2 separate regions of the Homo sapiens genome follow, and region 2 is linked to region 1. A link is an interaction called in ENCODE POLR2A ChIA-PET data of the cell type or tissue named here. Cell type or tissue: A673. All regions are shown on one strand.

What was found. ChIA-PET counts read pairs that join two places held together with the same protein. Peaks named below come from ENCODE experiments on the same cell type or tissue, not always from the same donor. Only the 100,000 strongest peaks of a DNase experiment are listed, where the experiment ranks them.
Region 2: POLR2A ChIA-PET joins it to region 1 with 5 read pairs; 1 of 35 experiments calls an interaction of 5 or more read pairs at or near these places.

What each region holds. Positions count from the first base shown.
Region 1 is chr6:15,413,799-15,421,798 of GRCh38, reverse strand. The region is part of intron 3 of JARID2 (jumonji and AT-rich interaction domain containing 2); the gene reads right to left. Among named protein-coding and RNA genes, the nearest start is that of DTNBP1-AS1, 130 kb to the left of the region's middle. In A673, no CTCF peak of the experiment used is centred here; a DNase peak (open chromatin) is centred at 3,768.
Region 2 is chr6:14,961,383-14,969,382 of GRCh38, reverse strand. The region is part of intron 2 of LOC105374945 (a long non-coding RNA gene); the gene reads left to right. Among named protein-coding and RNA genes, the nearest start is that of JARID2-DT, 280 kb to the left of the region's middle. In A673, no CTCF peak of the experiment used is centred here; no DNase peak of the experiment used is centred here; H3K27ac peaks cover 699 bases.

The DNA of each region.
Region 1 (8,000 bases):
ACACCTGAAAATTCAGACCTACATTTGCTACAACTTATGGAAGGTGACATGGTACAGTGGCAAAGTCCAGGCATTATAGATGTGAAAGCTTAGATCCAAATCCTATTAACTCAGCTGCCAAGTGAGGGTGGTAAAACCTTAAAAACAGGTATTTCAAAAGAATTAAGGTAAAAATTTTTAGCACAATATTATCTAGGCTAAGGTCAGTTCTTCCTAACGGAAGAGACAGATTACATAGCTTCAAAGAAGGACTTCTAATAGTCACAGGCTTTATTATGGAATGGAGTTTACTATTTTTATTATAGGCCGAATGCTTATGTTTATTAATTTTGAATTTTTTTTCTTGGAGTCAGGGCTTACTTACGCTGTTCACCTTTTTTTTTTTTTAAAGACTAACAAAACTAAATGAAAAGCTATGACCGTGGCTAGTTCCATTTCCTGATGGTACGTGTCTCTCTCACACTCTCATTCAACATTCAAAGAACAGAAAGAACTTCCGCTTTTAGTGAAGCTAGACAGGATTTATACCTCTTGCCTGTCTGAAAGAACTAAAAATCCACACAAAACAACGGCCACCATATAGCAACATACTGTGATCCCTGACGGATGGAAAACAAATGATCCCTCCAGCTCACTGCCCTGAGAGAATGTCCAGGCTGCAGCAGTTACGGAAAGGGCAAGCAGAGCCGGGGTTGAGAAACACAAGGGGAGGCCAAGGTGATATAATGTGTAAGGCAGAGCACAGCAGAGGCCAGAGCCACACAGACAACAATGGAATCTGCCAAAGGCGCTCCTCATGTCTTCCGCTGAGTACTAACAAGCACATTTGTGTTAGGAAGCTACCCAAGAGAAAGTATTTCCAGAAAGGATTAGCAGGAACAGTATCCAAATTGTAAAAGCACCAGGAATAGTGCCCATTCTTACTAGCCTACATGGTAAACATAATCCATAGGACATCAAGTAAAATACTCGTAAGGGTTTTTGCCTGAGTAGCAGGGAAACAATGCCTCACAGTAAACACTGCTTTGGCCCTACCTAACCATGCTTGAAACCAAGATCCAAACAGATCAAACTGTTCCCTAATAATCAGATCTCAGAACAATGCTCAAGAATATGTAGAGAAATACGAACATTTCCCACAGCCAGAGAAAAATTTAGTGTCTGTCAAGTAATAAAAAGCTACCAGACATGCAAAGATGCAGGAAAATATGACTGATGAGGAGGAAGATTAATCAATCAAAACTGTTTTGTAAATAATGGAAGACAAAAATAGCACATATACTCAAATATCTCTTGTAACTGTACTCCACATGTTCAAGAAACACCAAAGAATAAGCATATTACTAGAGACACTGAAGATTATGGAAAGACCAAAATCTAACTTCTTTTTTTTTTTTTTATGGAGTCTTGCTCTGTCACCCAGGCTGTAGTGCAGTGGTGTGATCTTGGCTCACTGCAACCTCCGCCTCCTGGGTTCAAGCAATTCTCCTGCCTCAGCCTCCTGAGTAGCTGGGATTACAGATGCGCACCACCACGCCCAGCTAATTTTTGTATTTTTAGTAGAGACAGGGTTTCACCATGTTGGCCAGGAAGGTCTTGAACTCCTGACCTGGTGATCCACCCGCCTCGGCCTCCCGAAGTGCTAGGATTACAGGCGTGCCCAGCTGTAACTTCTAAAATATAATAACAATGTCTGAGATAAAAGATATATTCAATAGTCTTACCAGCAGATTTAGGGTATAAACTATCTAAAATGCAACATACAGATCAAAAAAGGAACAAAACACATGAGCTATGGGACAACTTCAGAGTAATATATATGAAAATTAGGTCCCCAAAGGGGAGACGAATGCACACGAAAATATTTGAAATAATAATGGCTCTAATTTTTCCATAGTAAATGAAATCTACAAACCTAATACACTCAATGAATCTCAAACTCTGGAAATAAAAACTGCCAAGGCACATCGTATCAAATTGCCTAAAACCAGTAAGGGATTCAAAAGAAAATTGTGGTAAATGATTGCTCCTACAAAGCTATGAAAATAACAACAGGATTCTCATCAGAAATGATGCACATCGGGACAGTGGGGCAGTGTCACTGAAGTACTGATGGTGAATGACTATTAACCTAAAATTTTATACCCAGCAAAAATATCTATAAGAAATGAAGGTGTATTTTGTATAACTGCATGTAATTCTACAATTATCATAAAAGTATTTTTTTAATGTGGGTGAAATGAGATCTTCCCAGACATACAAAAGCTGAATGATCAACAGCAGACCTAATGTTAGAAATGTTAAAATCCTTCAAGCAAAAGCAAATGCAAATGATACTAGAAACAAAAATGGCAACTACGTAGATAACTTGAAACAGAAGATAGGCGAGATTTACCCATATTTACTTTATATTTACTTCCACATCTTTTGTGTTCAAAACTGCCACATCATAATCTATTACTCAATTTTTCTTTACTTTCTGTAGTAGAGAGTACATTTCACCCATGATAACTCTAAAGTTGAAAATTAAACTAGTACTTCTCTTATTTATAAAATATATCTCCAGGTTGTAAGAACAAAATAAACTCCAAATAACCTGATCAGTGGAAGCTTCTAAATATAAATCAAGGGTTAAGAGAAATGTTAAGCCTTTTGCTGATTGTTTTGCTTTCACTTTTTTGCATTTAATAGTAAATTATACTACTAATTTATTTTTGATACAGGAATGAGTAAAAACTAGGCACTTATTTAATATAATTCCAATTATTAAGGATGCTCACTTTGAATAATCCCAATTCATGCATGCTATCAAGAAGATTCGTATACATTTGGGCTTATCTTCCTTTCAAACTCGAAGTAAATAAAAGTATTTTATACCATCAAAGTAACTCAGACCAAAAAGAATAAGGAACACAGTCGTGCAGACAATGTAGCTGTGAATATCATACCTGTTAAAAGCCTGAGAGAATTCTCACCACTTTCAACATGTCTTCATATCCAGAGGCATGTCATATCTCAGAGTACACTGAGTTATGAAATCCATACACTTCCAATGATTCTTTACATTCAAAATTCAATCTAATAGGACAAACAGTGTTTAAACTAAGTCCTATTGGATCGAAAGCCTAACTAAAATACAGCAGCTCCTTGTTTAACAAAAAAGTTACATCCCTTTAGAGACAGAGTCGGTACTTCTGTACTAGTTAAATAGAAACTCTTAAGAGTTTTTATTTTAAAGTCTGTTAGTACACAAAAAGCAATATACCCTTCTAAAGAATATAGTTGACCGGGCACAGTGGCTCATATGCCTGTAATCCCAGAACTCTGGGAGGACGAGGCGGGCGATCACGAGGTTAGGAGATAGAGACCATCCTGGCCAACATGGTGAAACCGTCTCTACTAAAAATACAAAAATTAGCCAAGTGTGGTGGCATGCACCTGTAGTCCCAGCTACTCAGGAGGCTGAGGCATGGAATGGCTTGAACTCGGGAGGGCGGAGGGTGCAGTGAGACGAGATCATGCCACTGCACTCCAGCCTGGCGACAGAGCAAGACTGTCTTACCAAAAAAAAAAAAAAAAAAAGAGGAATATAGTTAACAAGAGATCCCAACACTAAACATTAGGGTTCTGGGTCTCTCCCTAAGGTGAAGCAATGACTAATGCATGAGCAGCCACGATGGAATCTCCTCACCCCACCACTCTTGCCTGCTCCATTCAGGCAAATACTAGGTCGCACCAAGCTCGGCAGAGGAAATTTACAACATACACCACAGGGTCCTTCCCGTGACTCAATAACTTCAAAAGAGGGAGTACCCATACATTTCCATCTGCCTACAGATGGCTGTGGTAGGGCTGACAGAGAGGAAAGATATAAATCATTTGTGTAAATTAAAAACCCTCTGAAACAAGTCAGAGAAGTCTCGAAAGGATGTGCATACTCACATGTAGCAATTCATGTGTCACATATACTGACAATGGCTACTAACATCTAACATACAGAGTACCATTTATACATGAGAATTTTTTATTTATTTATTCGCTTATTTAGTTTTTTTTTGAGACAGAGTCTGGATCTGTCCCCCAGGATGGAGTGTGATGGCACGATCACAGCTAACTGCAACCTCCATCTCCCAGACTCAAACGATCCTCTCATCTCACCCTCCTGTAACTGGGACTACAGGCTCATGTCAACAGGCCCAGCTAATTTTTTTTGTATTTTTTGGTAGAAATGGAGTTTCGCCATATTGCCCACGCAGGTCTCTCCAACTCCTGGATTCAAGTGGCCGGCCGGCCTCAGCCTCCCAAAGTGCTGGGGTTATAGGTGTGAGCCATTGCACCCAACCAATACACCAAAATTCTCTTCAAGAATTAATTTATTCAGGTCACAAAACACCATCAGGCAGTTACTACTGTGATTCACATCTTTCAGATGAGAGAACTAAGGCCCAGACATATTATATAACCTGCCCAACAGGTATGATACAATACCTGTTGCATTATATAACACAACAAGTAAATGTTCAAGATATAATGAGAAGTCACACAGCCTGGCCCCAGTCTATACTCTTATGCTGCACCACAGTCTCCACAAAACCCGCTTAAGAACCACTGTTCTCGTGAAATTTTTCTACCCTCTTCCCCCTACTCACCCACAGATAAAAATAAACAGTTAATCTTGCTCTCTATTTTAGTCGCCAACTCAGATGACCTCTTTTGAATCGTACACTTCAGATCTCGTATTTACTTGCATCTAAAAATATACCATCACCAAATTAACTGTACATTATCGTTTCATTCCTCAAACAAATAATCCTCACCTCCATAACCATCCTTCCAAAGAGTTTCTGACCACAAGTCCACACCCAAATGACCAAAATCCATCCATTCTGGTTTCTACACATACTGAGAGACTGATGGGGCAAATACACACTTTACAAGAAGAACTGAGTGGAATAAAAGGGCAAAATGAGAAAGGAGATAGGCAGGGCCACCTTCACATTCAGAACAGGATGAAAGTCTCTGTAATGGTTCCATTCTAAACAATATAAGTTAGCCCCTCTCCCTCTCCCTCTCCCCCCTCTCCCTCTCCCTCTCCCCACGGTCTCCCTCTCCCTCTCTTTCCACGGTCTCCCACTGATGCCAAGCCGAAGCTGGACTGTACTGCTGCCATCTCGGCTCACTGCAGCCTCCCTGCCTGATTCTCCTGCCTCAGCCTGCCGAGTGCCTGCCATTGCAGGCGCGCGCCACCACGCCTGACTGGTTTTCGTATTTTTTTGGTGGAGACGGGGTTTCGCTGTGTTGGCCGGGCTGGTCTCCAGCTCCTAACCGCGAGTGATCCGCCAGCCTCGGCCTCCCGAGGTGCCGGGATTGCAGACGGAGTCTGGTTCACTCAGTGCTCAATGGTGCCCAGGCTGGAGTGCAGTGGCGTGATCTCGGCTCGCTACAAACTCCACCTCCCAGCCGCCTGCCTTGGCCTCCCAAAGTGCCGAGATTGCAGCCTCTGCCCGGCCGCCACCCCGTCTGGGAAGTGAGAAGCGTCTCTGCCTGGCCGCCCATCGTCTGGGACATGAGGAGCCCCTCGGCCTGGCTACCCAGTCTGGAAAGTGAGGAGCGTCTCTGCCCGGCCGCCATCCCATCTAGGAAGTGAGGAGCGCCTCTTCCCGGCCGCCATCCCATCTAGGAAGTGAGGAGAGTCTCTGCCCAGCCGCCCATCGTCTGAGATGTGGGGAGCGCCTCTGCCCCGCCGCCCCGTCTGGGATGTGAGGAGCGCCTCTACCGGGCCATGACCCCGTCTGGGAGGTGAGGAGCGTCTCTGCCCAGCCGCCCTGTCTGAGAAGTGAGGAGACCCTCCGCCCGGCAGCCACCCCGTCTGGGAAGTGAGGAGCGTCTCTGCCTGGCACCACCCCATCCGGGAGGGAGGTGGGGGTCAGCCCCCGCCCAGCCAGCCGCCCCGTCCGGGAGGGAGGTGGGGGGGTCAGCCCCCCGCCCGGCCAGCCGCCCCGTCTGGGAGGTGAGGGGCGCCTCTGCCAGGCCGCCCCTACTGGGAAGCGAGGAGCCCCTCCGCCTGGCCAGCCGCCCCGTCCGGGAAGGAGGTGGGGGGGTCAGCCCCCCGCCCGGCCAGCCACCCCGTCCGGGAGGGAGGTGGGGGGGGTCAGCCCCCCGCCCGGCCAGCCGCCCCGACCGGGAGGGAGGTGGAGGGGTCAGCCCCCCGCCCGGCCAGCAGCCCCGTCCGGGAGGTGAGGGGCGCCTCTGCCCGGGAGGTGAGGGGCGCCTCTGCCCGGCAGCCCCTACTGGGAAGTGAGGAGCCCCTCTGCCCGGCCAGCCGCCCCGTGCGGGAGGGAGGTGGGGGTGTCAGCCCCCCGCCCGGCCAGCCGCCCCGTCTGGGAGGTGAGGGGCGCCTCTGCCCGGCCGCCCCTACAGGGAAGTGAGGAGCCCCTCTGCCCGGCCACCGCCCCGTCTGGGAGGTGTAGCCGGCAGCTCATTGGGAACGGGCCATGATGACAATGGCGGTTTTGTGGAATAGAAAGGGGGGAAAGGTGGGGAAGGGATTGAGAGATCGGATGGTTGCCATGTCTGTGTAGAGGGAGGTAGACACGGGAGACTTTTCATTTTGTTCCGTACTGGGAAAAATTCTTCTGCCTCGTGATCCTGTTGATCGGTGACCTTACCCCCAACCCTGTGCTCTCTGAAACATGTGCTGTGTCCACTCAGGGTTAAATGGATTAAGGGTGGTGCAAGATGTGCTTTGTTAAACAGATGCTTGAAGGCAGCATGCTCGTTAAGAGTCATCACCACTCCCTAATCTCAAGTACCCAGGGACACAAACACTGCGGAAAGCCGCAGGGTCCTCTGCATAGGAAAACCAGAGACCTTTGTTCACTTGTTTATCTGCTGACCCTCCCTCCACTATTGTCCTATGACCCTGCCAAATCCCCCTCTGTGAGAAACACCCAAGAATGATCAATAAAAATAAATAAAAACAAACAAAAAAATATATGTTATAAACTATGTAAATATATCATTTAAAAAAAAAACAATCTCACCCACCACAATGATCAAAAGAAAAAGAAAAACAACATCTAGAACTAAAAACAAGACTCAGCCTTCAGGGTCCCACCAGCACAGAATCTCCACTCATCTTTTCTTGGGCTGCCCTTTCCGTGAACACAGCAGACAGATTCTGAAGGGGGACTGGCTTTCCTTTTGTAAAGAGGCATCTCAGATGACCTTTCAATGGCTAGGTAAAAATATACCGGTTTTGAGTTTTGTTGTTGTTGTAGTTGCCTCCATAAAGAAAAACTCTGAGGAAGAGAATTAGAAATTTGAGGAAACTCCAAAACCCTCAAGAACTCTGGACTCCACTGGTTTCTATAGCTAAAAAGATCCCTAGTGTCAAGTAAAGGCACTGGCAGTAAATACACACAGCAAAATCTGACTCAGGGGGTTTTCTGCAGAAAAACAACACTTAAGTAAACACATGGATGTTTTAACTGAAGAATTAAAACATGTTATTAGCATCATCAGAAAAATGTAATTGCTTCAACGTGCAGGTTGGAAAAGCAGACTAGATAAAGTTGGAACTGAGGCTGGCATCAGTCTCCACCATAGATTTTTATTTTCCATAAGAAGGAAGTCAAGCACATACAATCCCTCTCAGTCTTCCCCTTTCCCCATCACCCTACTGTAGACAAAAGGCATATTTTTTTGCTGATGATTCTAAAATCATGCACATAAAAGGATGTGTAGAGTAGGAGTAATTAAATCTACAAGTATAGCTAACTAGCAATTCGTATCATTCTAAAAAATAAAGTGAAAATGCTCTTTCCAAAGCACATACATAAATTATGACCCTGCAGTATGATCTGAATGTGGCCCCCAAAGTTCATGTGTTGGAAACCTAATCCCTAATCCAACAGTGCTGAGAGGGTGAGATCTTAAGAAGTGATTACATCATGAGGGATCTGCCCTCGTGAACGGAATAATGTCACTATCTAGGGAGT
Region 2 (8,000 bases), 450 kb after region 1:
TATCATCCCCAGTAGCCCAAACCCCTTTTCCTTTGTCTAGTCACTTCTCCACAATTTATCACCCTTTGCTAGAATGGTATATATGACCCTGTGTGTAAATGCTTCTTTGGATTTCTACTTTTCTGTGAAACCCCTGTGCATGTAACCATAACATCAGTAAAAATTGTGTCTTTTCTTCTGTTAACCTGTCTTTTGTCAATTTAACTCATAGGCCCCAGTCACTGAACCAAAGATGATAGAGGGAAAAATTTTTTCTCCTACATGACTTTTTCTTAATTAAAAATTTTAATTTTAATGGCCCAAATAAATTGTTTTAAACTTATAGTCATCATTCTTTTTTTTTCTTTTTTTTTTTTTTTGAGACGGAGTTTCACTTTTGTTGTCCAGGCTGGAGTGCAATGGCGCGATCTTGGCTCACCGCAACCTCTGCCTCCCAGGTTCAAGCGATTCTCCTGCCTCAGCCTCCTGAGTAGCTGGGATTGCAGGCATGCGCCACCACGCCCGGCTAATTTTTGTATTATTAGTAGAGATGGGGTTTCACTGTGTTGGCCAGGCTGGTCTCAATCTCCTGACCTCGTGATCCACCCACCTCAGCCTCCCAAAGTGCTGGGATTACAGGCATGAGCCACCACGCCCTGCCACTTATAGTCATTATTCTATGGAGAATTCCATGTGTAAAATTTTATAAAGATGGATTAGACATGTGATGACCTCCAGTGACTAACAGGGAGTCTGCGGAACCCACAGCATTAGCTAGCAGGCAGTGATTGAAATTTTCAAAGGCTTTGGCAATGAGAGTCAAGTGGACAGTAATCCATGGCTGTTGTGCATTTTAGTGTATCTGGAGCTTGATATCCTGCACTGTTTTTAAGCATTCCAGTATTGACGAAGATTCTACTTTACCATGGCCTAGGCAACCAATGGCACTGACAATTGATGGCACTGTGCCAAAAGCTTGCAATGCTGCCTGGGGGTAATTTTCACTCCCAGTGCTGTAGGCTCACTTGCTGGGCCTCCAGCTCCTGCAGCAATGGGACTGTTCATAAGTCTTGTTCATGTGAGCATCCCTAAGCCCTAGCCCAGTGCTTGGCACACAACAGGCACCCAGTTAGGATTTTTAATGTTGCAATTCAGCAAATTGGACTTTTACTCCCTTCCACCAAGCAGCTCTCTCACACCTGCCTGCTTTTCTCTTAAGGGAGCAAACTCCACCCTGCCTCCCTCACTCCCACTCCCACTGCCGCCCCATTGCCCTAGTTCTCTCCAAGACCCTTGGGACAGATCCCATTCAAACTACTTACTTTTATCTACTCCCCAATAGTTAAAACTTCCACCTTCTGGGTGGAGCTGAATTTAGCTAGGAAGATAGCAACCTGATAAAAAATAAGTCACTCTAAAGCTTTACCCTTCTGTGGAAGTCTTTGCATTTTAAAAGGTAAGAGGGATTTTGAGCCTGAGGGACTTCCTCCTGCACTCTGTTTACCCCAGGCTGTTGGGATTGTAAATGAATCCACCCAAATCTCCAGCTATACTCAAGGCATGGTACAGCATGGACAGCACCTGGGAGCTTGTTAGAAGTGCAGGGTCCACCTCAGGCTACTGGAGCCCACATTACTGGTTGAGAACCTCTATTTACCTTCAAGTTTGAGACCACTGAGTCTCCATCCTGTCTTCCCAGGGACGTATAAGGATGCACTCCTACAGATGAAAACAGTGGGTGTCTTGGTTCCTCATTTGGGAGAACTTTAGGATCCTTGCTTGCCCTAGGGTTATATACTTTATCAGTAGTTTTCAATTTTTTTTTTTTCTTTAGACAGTGTCTTGCTCTGTCATTCAGGCTGGAGTGCACTTGTGTGCATATAGCTTGCTGTAACCTGGAACTCCTAGGCTCAAGCCATCCTCCCACGTGAGCCTCTGGGGTAGCTGGGACTACATGTGTGCCACCACCTTGCTAGTTTTAATTTTTTTTTGTAGAGGTGGAGCCTTGCTATTGTTACCAGAAAGGCGTCCAGATCCAGACTGCAACAGAGGGTTTATGGATCTTGTGCAAGAAAGAATTTGGGGCGAGCCCATGCAGTAAAGTGAAAGCAAGTTTATTAGAGAAGTAGAGAAACAAAAGAATGGCTACTCCACAGACAGAGCAGTGGTATGGGTTGCTCAACTGAGTATAGTTATGGTTATTTCTTGATTATATGCTAAACAATAGGTGGATTAATAATGAGATTTCTGGGAAAGGGGTGGGCAAGTCCTGGAACTAAGGGTTCCTCCCTCTTTTAAACCATATAGGGTAATTTCCAGACATTGCCATGGCATTTGTAAACTGTCTTGGTGTTGGTGGGAGTGTCTTTTAGCATGCTAATGCATTATAGTTAGCACATAATGAGCAGTGAGGACAACCAGAGATCACTTTTGTTGCCATTTTTGTTTTGGTGGGGTTGGCGATTTTCTTTACTGCACCTTTTTTTTATCATCAGGATCTTAACAAAATTTAGATTTTTAAAATTAAAAAAAAAAATTTAAAACGAGCTGAGTGTTTTGAAATTTTTTTTAAATTAAAAAAAGATGTAAACTCCTGGGCTCAAGTCTGAGCAACAGAGCAAGACCCTCTAATAAACTCGGTATCCTGTGATACCAGTCCTGATGACCTCCTATCTCATCCTGTGACTAAGAATGCCTACCCTCCTGTAAATGCAGCCCACTAGGTCTCAGCCTTATTTTACGCAGTCCCATTCGACATAGGGTCACTGAATGGCTCTGACGCTATATTTCCTAGGCTGGTCTTGAACTCCTGGCCTAAAGTGAGCCTCCCACCTTGGCCTCCCAAAGTGCTGGGATTACAGGCGTGAACCACTGCACCTGGCCTCGAAATTTCAAATTTTTACTGTGCACTAGCCTCATTAGAGGGCACTAGTTAAAAATGTAGATTCCTCTGAGAGTCTGACTCACTAGGTCTGGGATAAGGCCCAGGAATTTGCATTTGTAACAGGGGACTTAGGTGACTTCCTAGGAAGGTGGTACTAGTTTCACACTCTGAGGAATCTAGTCCTTCATCTGGTCCAGCCAGGCAGAGTGATTCACGAGGACTGCAGAGTATGCCACACTGAAGCCTGCCTGAGGAAATGCTGGGACTAGCCTGGAGCTTCCCTTGAAAGCCCTAAATTTATAGTCTAAAGTCCTTGTTATTTACAGACTGGATCTTCTGCCTGTTGTCAGCTAAGGAAATATGAGAACTTCACATTTCAGGGTTGGTTTAAGGCAAGTAATTGGAAGTTATGTTTACCACCTGGGTATCTGTTTTACTCTCTGCAAAAGAAATGCGATTTTTCCCCTACCGCCTGGCCTCTGTTTCTCCGTGGCTTTCCCTCCTGCCCCTGGGACCCACCCTTGGGCTGTTCACACTTTTGGGAGCCTGGGGAATGGCTTCTGACTACAGCAGGTGAAAGCTTTGCAGGTGGTTGATAGGGAAGGAGATGGAATTGCATCACTTTCTTGGTCTCTTCTGAGTTATTACGGAAAATGAAATCGTTGGCTGTGGGGAATTAATTGAATATGATGAGCCCAGAACTGCTAAGAAAATACCTGTCCTGAGATTTTCTGGAAAGGAATGCTGTAGATTGCATTTCCAATTTGCCATTCTTTCCCTAGGGTTTTGGCCGGTAGGACTGCTGAGACAAAGGGTAAATGTGGTGACACATTAGATGACGCTAGCATACATATATTTGCAGAGAGCACAGATAGACAACACGTGCCATTTGTTGGCTGTTCCTGAGTGTGTTTAAATGAAGAATCAACGTGTCAGGATTGTTCACGCTGCAATTCTGAAGACTGTGATTGTTTCTTAGGCTTTGGGTGTCTTTCATAAAAAGACTGTTGAATATTCCAGAATGTGTGTTCTATTAGGAATGTGATAATTGCAACCATGTGTGATGTGGCAGTTCTATCACCTGATGAGAGGACCTGGGAGAACAAAGACAGCTAGGAAGTTCATGTGTATTTGTTGTACAAATTAATACAAACTAATTGTATTAATTGTTGCTTACTAATTAAGCAAATTCCTAACATTCTGTCTCACCCAACACTGGGCTGAGATGTAGTCATCTGTGCCTCTTGATGTTTGTCCTGTGTGTCTTTTTCTCAGCGAGAAAGGCAGTTAACTGTTTTATGAAAATGCCTAAAATGGTCACATTTTAGATGTCCTCATACAGCAGGGGAAATCTCATTTGTTTGAACACCTCTGGCCAGTCCTTCCTTGTAAGCCCCAAATGGTGCCTTGGCCTTCCCCTTGATGGATTCATTGTGTTGATTTAAGCCAATGTGGCAGAAAATCTGATGTCATCTGCAGCTGCTACACTGAGATTCAAAGAAGCAGCCATTAACCCTTACAAAGATCCACATGACGGCACTATGGCCTTTCCAATATTCTGTCTGTCAATAACCATCGTGTGAGTCAGATTTCTGTATTGTCTTTAAAATTTATTGGGCATTGGCAAAGGAGCTTTTAGCTCTTGCATACGTTTAATAAATACACATTTACTGAAGCCCTGCAATGTGCCAGGCAAGTATGTAAACTCAGCTATGTCTGTAGTCTCCCTCAGCTCTAGGTGCCTTAGGAATCCCCCAGGCTTTAGGAAACCTTGGTCCATGAGCGCGGGGGAAGGAATTTCACTTCTAGGAAAGGCATTGGGAACCCTTGATGTTGCCCCTGCCGCGAAGCTCTCTTTCACACTCCCGGCCGAAAGCCCTCAGAAGATGCGAGGAGGAGGATTTTGGCATGGACAGTGATGCCATAGGGCAGTTGCTGTGGTAACAGGAGTCTCTCATGCTGTTGGAGTAGTGTCTGGGAGTCCTTAGGACTATTTTTTTTTTTTTTTTGAGACGGAGTCTCCTGTAGCCTAGGCTGGAGTGTAGTGGCGCGATCTCAGTTCACTGCAAACTCTGCCTCCTGGGTTCACACCATTCTCCTGCCTCAGCCTCCCGAGTAGCTGGGACTACAGGTGCCCGCCACCATGCCCAGCTAATTTTTTGTATTTTTTAGTAGAGACGGGGTTTCACCATGTTAGCCAGGATGGTCTCGATCTCCTGACCTTGTGATCCACCTGCCTCGGCCTCCCAAATTTTTTTTTTTTTTTTTTTTTTTTGAGATGAAGTCTCGTTCTGTCGCCCAGGCTGGAGTGCAGTGGCACGATCTCGGCTCACTGCAAGCTCCACCTCCCGGGTTCACGCCATTCTCCTGCCTCAGCCTCCCGAGTAGCTGGGACTACAGGTGCCCGCCACCACGCCTGGCTAATTTTTTGTATTACTAGTAGAGACGGGGTTTCACCGTGTTAGCCAGGATGGTCTCGATCTCCTGACCTTGTGATCTGCCCGCCTTGGCCTCTCAAAGTGCTGGGATTACAGGTGTGAGCCACCACGCCCGGCCAGGACTCATTTTTAGAGGTCAGGAGGAGGCCCCCAAGCCTGATCTCTTATACTGAAGTTTTTGGATACCCTCAATGGCTACTTTTTTTTTTTTTTCATACGAAAGACAATTCTGAAATTTATTTCTATTTTAGGAATTAACATTTTATTGGATGGGTGTGGTGGCTCTTGCCTGTAATCCCAGCACTTTGGGAGGCCAAGGTGGGAAGATCACTTGAGCCCAGGAGTTTGAGACCAACCTGGGCGACACAGAAGACCTTGTCTCTAAAAAAAAAAAAATTAAATTAAAAAAAAAATTAGGTGGAGTATTTCAGTTTTTTTTTTTTTTTTTTTTTTTGAGACGGAGTCTTGCTCTGTGATATAAGTTTTAATTTTAATTTTAATTTTAATTTTCTCTGGATAATGAAATTTCAGGGAAGGGGTTGAAGGCAATTGTGTTTCTCTTTGGGGGTCTAGTTTCTAGGTAGATAAGGGAACTTCAGAGAAAAGCTTCCTTCTGTGTTTTGAGAGAGGCAGAGTATTGAGGAACAGGGCTGAGGGAGGTCAGAGAGACCTTGAGGCTGTTTGTTTAGTTCTCCAGGTCAAAGCACCCTATTTTGGGGTACTGTTTCCTGAGCCCCAACATATTTGACTGATAACTGATGATTTGGACACAACTTTTCATGTACAAATACATCTCGATTACAAATGGAATAATATCAAGCATATAAATGCACATTTTTAACCTACTGCCTGGCGCCCAGGATGTCCAGCCAATGGTGCTTATTATTATTGGAGATTTTTGAAGGGATCCTCAAACCATTAAGAAGATAGGACCCCATCCGGTGGTTGGCCAGGTGCGGTGGCTCATGCCTGTAATCCCAGCACTTTGGGAGGCCGAGGCGGGCAGATCACGAGGTCAGGAGATCGAGAGCATCCTGGCTAACACGGTGAAACCCCATCTCTACTAAAAATACAAAAAAATTAGTTGGACATGGTGGCAGGCAAATGTATTCCCAGCTACTTGGGAGGCTGAGGCAGGAGAATGGTGTGAACCTGGAGGCGGAGCTTGCAATGAGCCGAGATCGTGCCACTGCACTCCAGCCTGGGCTACAGAGTGAGACACCATCTCACATACACAAAAAAAGAAGATCCAGTGGTGGGAAGCTGAATTCGGCAGATCACTTGAGGTCAGGAGTTCAAGACCAGCCTGGCCAACATGGCAAAACCCCGTATCTACTAAAAATACAAAAAGATTAGCTGGGCGGTACCTGTAGTCCCAGCTACTCAGGAGGCTGAGGCAGGTGAACTGCTTGAACCCAGGAGGCGGAGGTTGCAGTGAGCCAAGATAGCGCTGCTGCATTCCAGCCTGGGCGACAGAGCGAGACTCTGTCTCAAAGAAAAAACAAAACAAAACAAAAACAAAAGGTCCAGCGGTTACACTAGGTCTTTGACAAATACTGAAAACTAGACAAGCTATAAAAAAAGAAAAGATATCCCCTGAATGGTAGGTGTGAGAACTCGACAAGAAAGAGGGAATGGATAAAAGGGAGAAAATAGGCAGAAAATCACCTATAACTATATAGAGATATTTATATTTAGTAAAATATTTTCAGCTTCAGCTTACACACACAAAAAACCAGTGAAGCATCCGGTTGAATACAAGAATATGTCACTGCAGGGAGACGGTGCTTCACAGAGAGATTTTCTTCATAAAGAAATAGAGCCTCACCTATTCAAAAGCCGTTCCATTTAATGCAACACTGCATTGAACAGGGTTCCTTTTCAAGGGGTTCCTATTAGAAGCAAGATTATTATCTTCAGCATTTAGATGGCGTGCTGACTGGGGCCATAACACCAGGGCACTTAGGCGCTCCCATTATCAATGGACAGTATAATCTTTGGAAGTTTAAAATAGCTTTCATGGCCGGGAGCGGTGGCTCACGCGTGTAATCCCAGCACTTTGGGAGGCCGAGGTGGGCGGATCACCTGAGGTCAGGAGTAACCTCACCTCTAGGTGCAGAGAAGGACAGAAGAATGGAACACTTTGCTTCAGTTTTTTGTTGTTGTTGTTATTAGGCATTTATCCAAGAGCTCCCTTTTCGAAAGGTTTGAGTCACTCATTAGAAAAAACTTTCTAATAGAACAGTCCAAAGACATAAACAGGCCAGGCACGGTAGCTCACACTTGTAATCCCAGCACTTTGGGAGGCCGAGGTGGGTGGATCACTTGGGGTCAGAGTTTGAGACCAGCCTGGCCAACATGGTGAAACTCTGTCTCTCCTAAAAATACAAAAATTAGCTGGGTGTGGTGTCACGCACCTGTAATCCCAGCTACTCAGGAGGCTGAGGCGGGAGAATCGCTTGAACACAGGAGGCGGAGGTTCCAGTGAGCTGAGATCGTGCCACTGCACTCCAGCCTCGGCAACAGGGTGAGACTCTTGTCTCAAAAAAAGGTAGTCTAGAGTAGTCCCAGCTACTCTAGAGATTGAGGTAGGGGGATCACTGTAGAGACTGAGGATGCTTTATGAGGTGCTGAGTTTCTAAGTGCTTCGACATATTTGAATAGATTCTGGGGGACACTGGCTGGGCCGGCTATAGATG